Regions from separate parts of the Mus musculus genome. Here region 2 is linked to region 1. The links are chromatin loops, found by intact Hi-C in ENCODE. Cell type or tissue: left cerebral cortex. All regions are shown on one strand. Each heading gives the region's core, and the rest is flanking DNA. Links, peaks and the distances in the headings are about the cores only. Region 1 overlaps Sorbs1 (sorbin and SH3 domain containing 1). Region 2 overlaps Sorbs1 (sorbin and SH3 domain containing 1).

Region 1 (2,821 bases), core at 150-2,649:
GGCTCTTCTCACCACAAGCACCAGCCTGCCAACACCGTGACTTTAGCTCTATGAGACCCTTCTCAGATTCCTAAAAGGAGCTAACAGAAGCAAGCCCGGGGGCCTGAACATCTCTGAGTTTATGAGCTTTGTTCCTGCAGCAATAGAAACTCCTCAGGACTGATTCAAGGGAATGGGTTACCAGGAGGACACTGCCTTCTTTAGAAGTCTCTCATTGTTCTGGTAGTTCTCTCCCCGCCCCCACCACAACCGTGTGTGTGTGTGTGTGTGTGTGTGTGTGTGTGTGTGTGTGTGGGTGTGTGTGTGTGGGTGTGTGGGTGTGGGTGTGGGTGTGTGTGTGTGTGTGTGTGTGTGTATGTGTGTGTGTGTGTGTGTGTGTGTGTGTGTGTGTGTGTGTGTGTGGGTGTGTGTGTGTGTGTGTGTGTGTGTGTGTGTGTGGGTGTGTGGGTGTGGGTGTGTGTGTGTGTGTGTGTGTGTGTGTGTGTGGGTGTGTGTGTGTGTGTGTGTGTGTGTGTGTGGGTGTGTGTGTGTGTGTGTGTGTGTGTGTGTGTGGGTGTGTGTGTGTGTGTGTGTGTGTGTGTGTGTGTGTGTGTGTGTGTGTGTGTGTGTGTGTGTGTGTGTGTGTGTGTGTGTGTGTGTGTGTGTGTGTGTGTGTGTGTGTGTGTGTGTGTGTGTGTGTGTGTGTGTGTGTGTGTGTGTGTGTGTGTGTGTGTGTGTGTGTGTGTGTGTGTGTGTGTGTGTAACAGGTATAGAATCCTCTCTCTTTCCAGAACTCCCAATATGGTGGAAGAAGACTAGAAGAAAACAAGGAAGTCAACAAGACTAACAGAAACAGGTGAGCAGAGGAAGGAAGACACCTCGAGGGAGTCTGAAAGTAGGAGGCACTGCAAAGAGGCAAAGGCCCCAACCTTTCTGTGGGAGGGGCCTGCCTCTGAGGACCTGGGAAAGCCAGTAAGTAAGGCTGAAGGGTAGCGTTTGAATCAGCCTGCTGTCAGAAAAGCACTACACAGAGAAACCCTGGTTCTGCCTAAAGTGGGCACAGGATAGGCCTGAGTTCAACCCAACATTCATTGGAAAAGTGGTAAGTATCTCTTTTCTAAAGGGTTGTGTGTCCAGCTACAGATAGTTGGGTTAGTCTAGCCTAGGAAACACAACCATCACACTAAATTCTCCCTGGATGGCAGTAGCCTGCCTGCTTCCCACCAGACTCACTGACAAGACCCATATCTACCACTAGCCCTTGGACAGTTTAAGCCTTCTTATGAAACACATTAACAATGCTTCTTCCATTGAAGGAAGAAACAGGATACACTTCTTGGGACAGGGCGTCCCTGGTGGCTCACAATATAAGGGTGGAAACGTGTTCTGCTGTTATAGCTGGTTTTGTTTTTAAAACAATAACCACATGACAGAGACTTTAGAAAAAAAGGGTTTTTTTTGTTGTTTTATTTTTTTCTAGAAAGAGTCAGTACTGACCTCAGACAAAAAGGGGGAGGGGAAAATCAATGGAAGGCCACACAGAAATAAAAAGCAGTTTAATTGGGTTTGCTTTTTGTTTTGCGTGTAAAATACATATATAGTCAAAGACATAAACTGCTTTTAAATTAAGAACAGAGAACATGAAATTTTAATGAGGCAATAATACACTAAAACACACTACAAAGATATATTACTAAGAGGATGAGGGAAGAGAGCAGGGAGAAGAACACAAGAGGAAGGGAGGAAAAAACAAACGGCCACAGGAAAGATAGGCAGGGGAAAAAAAGCCTCGAAGGTAACAAGATACAGGGCCACAGGGCCTCACAACATGCCTGAAGCATGAGGCCTGAAGAAGCCACAGAGACTTCTTCGTACCTGGGAGCTGGCCCGAGGAAGGCAAGCTCCTCACTGTTGGCTGTTGGCTTGGGCCACAGACGTCAAAGAATTATCATCTTTTATCCTTGCCTTTGAATAGTTAATGCTCTGGTTACCCACTGCTCCCCACCCTTTAATTGCTCACTGAAACGTGAGGGTTAGCACTAACGCAGGTCACAGGCCAGAGCCTCCCTACCTCCCAAAGATGATGAGCCACCATTCAGGAGCTCTCCTCTGGAAAGGCAAGACATGAAATGCTCTCTCATAAAATGTATGATGGAAGGTTAGATGGGAAAATTCTACCATTCAGTCCATGGAAAACTTTAAGGTTTGTATCGGAAATGTAAAAACAAAACAAAACAAAAAAATACACAAATATGAACCTGGAATTGCAGCAGAACTGGGCCCAACGTCAGCTCTCCTCAGCACACCTAATGCCCCTGAGTGTTTGAGTTCTCCCGGCTCTGGCAAAAGGTCTTGCTTGGCTCTGAACAAGCAGCTTCAACCTCATTCTACAATCAGAGTCAGCAAGGAAAATCTGTGGCAGGATCAGGGCACTTAACACCTCCACATCACCCACACTCACACACACACTTGCATGCACATGCGCACACACGAGCACACTCATCTCACACACACACACACACACACACTCATCTAAGGGGCTCCGATCCTTACTTCATTCCAAGGACACAGGACTGCTCTACTCCTGGCTCCAAAGGCTGAAGCTATGGAGTCTCCAGTCTCCCCCTTCATCTCTTGTTTCCTCCTCATCTTTCTCCTTCCCATCTTAGGCTCCTCTCACAAAAGGGAGGGCCTTACTCTGGACCACAAGACCCAGATCCTTATCCCCCTCTGCACCTTGCTAGTCGAGATAGACCTCAGACAAATGGCCACAACTCCCCAGCATCACTCCTCAGTGAAGGCCAGGAGGGATCAATCATCGAGGTCCCCCTCCCCATGTTCC
Region 2 (2,821 bases), core at 251-2,750, 160 kb before region 1:
ACTCCAATTCCGAAAAGAATTTATACCAAGGTTCATTCTTTAAATCTATCTCTTCTGGGCTTATATCCCGACTCTATAAGGGTTGGTGACAGGGAAATGGAAGAAAGAGAAGGATAACATTATGTAAAAGATTACATAGGAACAGGCCAGTAGAGATGCAGCGGCTCTGGGTTACACAGCGCCTGCTTCGACAGCAGGGACTGTCCAGTTTTACTGACACCAGAAAAAACAGGGAAACTGAGGCAGGCAGCAGTGAGGTATCTGATTTCGGTCCAACAGCAGAGGCAGATGGACTGGATATAGAGGACCCGGCACCACACTGCGACCCGGCACCACAAAGCTAAATACGGGCAGAGCGGTATTCTTAATCATTTCAGCATTAGAGAAAACAAAGTCCTTATTTCCTCTTGCGGGGGGGAAATAAACATTAACTGTGAGCACATAAACTGTGAGCACACCAAACATTCAGCATCTGTCAGAATGAAGCAAACGGTTTTTATGGGCCAGGATGGTTTTAGTACTTATTTGCAAGGCTGCCCTAAGGTTTTTCAAGATAAATGCAGATGCTGACACTTTATAAAAGCCAACTGGTTAATACTGCATCTTTAATGGCACATGAATAGGTGAGATACCATGTGTCATACACAGCAAAGTGAAAATGATGTAAGTCAAAATAGAGGACAGGAGGGGGAAAAAAAACCACTGTAAACAAGCATTGTGGGGAATGAGCACGGACAGCACACACTCTGCGTTCTAACAGATAAATGTTAAAGGACTGAGGAAAACGAGTGACAGAAAAGCTGGACAGGACGGAGAACAGAACGGGGAGAAAACTTCCGGGTGACGCTCCAAAGTTAGATTCCCTCACTGCGGTTATGCTAAGGCTCGTCATGGAGATTAATAATTTGATCCTGCAATTTGATATTTCATCAGCTGTGTGTTAAAGTTCTGGCATTTTATCTAAGAAATATCACCTACTTTTTGGAAAACACTAAAAATGGATGATTAGAAATCAAATCAAGTTTTCTTTCTTTTTTTTTTTTTTTAAAGATTTATTTATTTATTATATGTAAGTACACTGTAGCTGTCTTCAGACACTCCAGAAGAGGGAGTCAGATCTTGTTACGGATGGTTGTGAGCCACCATGTGGTTGCTGGGATTTGAACTCTGGACCTTCGGAAGAACAGTCGGGTGCTCTTACCCACTGAGCCATCTCACCAGCCCCCTCAAATCAAGTTTTCTAATAAAAGGACTTAGGTTCACTGAGTTCAAGGTTTGCTTAATAAGTTCATATGTTCTTAAGAACTCTGAAAATTATAAAAGGTTGAGTTTTTTTCTTTTTCTTTTCTTTTCTTTTTTTTTTTTATAACAACCCGAAATACAAAAATGTACACAGTTTCTTCAGAGGTTGAAGATATCACACAAGCAACTTAGCTACCTCATGGCCACTAAGGTAAATGACACAGAACAGCTTGCTGCTAGCGCCACCTACAGGCCTTCAGCGCTACTGCGCCTCAGAGTAGTCCTTCCGGGATGTACTGACACCACCCACTAAGACAGTTTTTAGCTCTCTCTGCAAGCAGCAAACTGTCCATGTGACTTTACCCAGCCCTTCTTCCCAATTCCCCAGAAGTGTCTGCTATTTGTCCATTCCTGCTGTTAAAAGTAGAGGATATGGACACTTGTCAGAGACTTAAACTGAAATATGATTTGAAACTACAGGGTAATTTATGTGCATCAAGAGCAGCTTCCTCTAGAGTTTCCATCCTGAAGGAAAAAGCCTGCCCATCCAGACATGAATAGTGTCTTGGGTGTGTGTACATGGATTTACATATCTATGCGCATGTATGTAGATATCAGAGGAAAACTTTTAAGTGAGAGATCCTGAGGAGCCAGCTACCTTGTTTTCTGATTCCAGGGTCTTTCAGTCACTCAGGGCTTGCCAATTGGACTAGGCTGGCTGGCCAGCAAGTCCTAAGGACCTGCCTGGCTCTACTGCTCCAGGGCTAGAACTGTAAGCACAAGCCACCAAGCGTGTCCTTTTACTCTTTGTCTGGGGATTGAACTTAAGTCCTTCAGCAGCTGGGTCATCTCTCCAGCCTGGCTTCTGCCTTTATTCGGTGAAAAGCAGAGGCCCACAACCCCCAAGCCGTTTGGGAATGACGGCTTCGACACTGGCTCATTCTACAATCTAGGATGATGGCCTTTCATGAAACCTACTTCATATTTGTTATTCTTACAAAGACTATTTATAAACTGTTCCCTGGGAATAGGTTAGGGGTTTTGTTTTTGCTGTTTTTTTTTTTTTTAAATGTACTAACATACCAACTCTTTTGGGATGCTGCCAAAAAGTTACAATATTTACAGCCTTAAAAGAATTAACTTGTTTCAGTCTTGAATGCTGTTTGCTGGATAGCTGACTGCCAAGGCTAGTGCTGAGTAAAGAAAAGGTCATGTTAAATAACTTAGATCCAAAGCCTCGGTTCTGAGAGAGAGCTGCCCAGACATAAAGATAAAAAGGTATTACCCACAGTGCTCATACCTGCATTAGGTTGCCAGGTGTAACTGAGCAGCAACCAATCAAGAAACAGACTAAGAACGGACACCCCTGCTGGAAGCAAAGGGGGCTCTCTGTTCCCACAGCCATGACACCTCTACAGTGCCAGGGTCTGGTCTTTGCTGCTGTGGGCTGCTCTTTTTCCAGCCTGATAAAATCCACAGAACGGGCAAGTGGCTTGCCAGGCAAGTGTCACCTCCTCAAAGACAGTGTTGATGCTTGAACAGGAGCCAGAGAATTTGAAGCTGGTCAGCTTCAAATTTC

Evidence for each region. A loop is a pair of places that touch in the nucleus more often than their neighbours do. Peaks named below come from ENCODE experiments on the same cell type or tissue, not always from the same donor. Only the 100,000 strongest peaks of a DNase experiment are listed, where the experiment ranks them.
Region 2: it touches region 1 in a loop (2.4-fold over the local background); 1 of 42 quality-filtered maps calls a loop at or near these places.

What each region holds. Positions count from the first base shown.
Region 1 is chr19:40,508,154-40,510,974 of GRCm38, forward strand. All of the region lies in intron 1 of Sorbs1 (sorbin and SH3 domain containing 1), which reads right to left. Among named protein-coding and RNA genes, the nearest start is that of Sorbs1, 4.2 kb to the right of the region's middle. In left cerebral cortex, for the core only: a CTCF peak has its summit at 1,313; a DNase peak (open chromatin) is centred at 2,450; H3K4me3 peaks cover 101 bases; H3K27ac peaks cover 1,066 bases.
Region 2 is chr19:40,344,367-40,347,187 of GRCm38, forward strand. Sorbs1 (sorbin and SH3 domain containing 1) reads right to left here. Exons shown (of 29, transcript NM_178362.1): 17 at 1-73. Among named protein-coding and RNA genes, the nearest start is that of A930028N01Rik, 49 kb to the left of the region's middle. In left cerebral cortex, for the core only: a CTCF peak has its summit at 1,500 (motif pointing left); a DNase peak (open chromatin) is centred at 1,512; H3K27ac peaks cover 590 bases.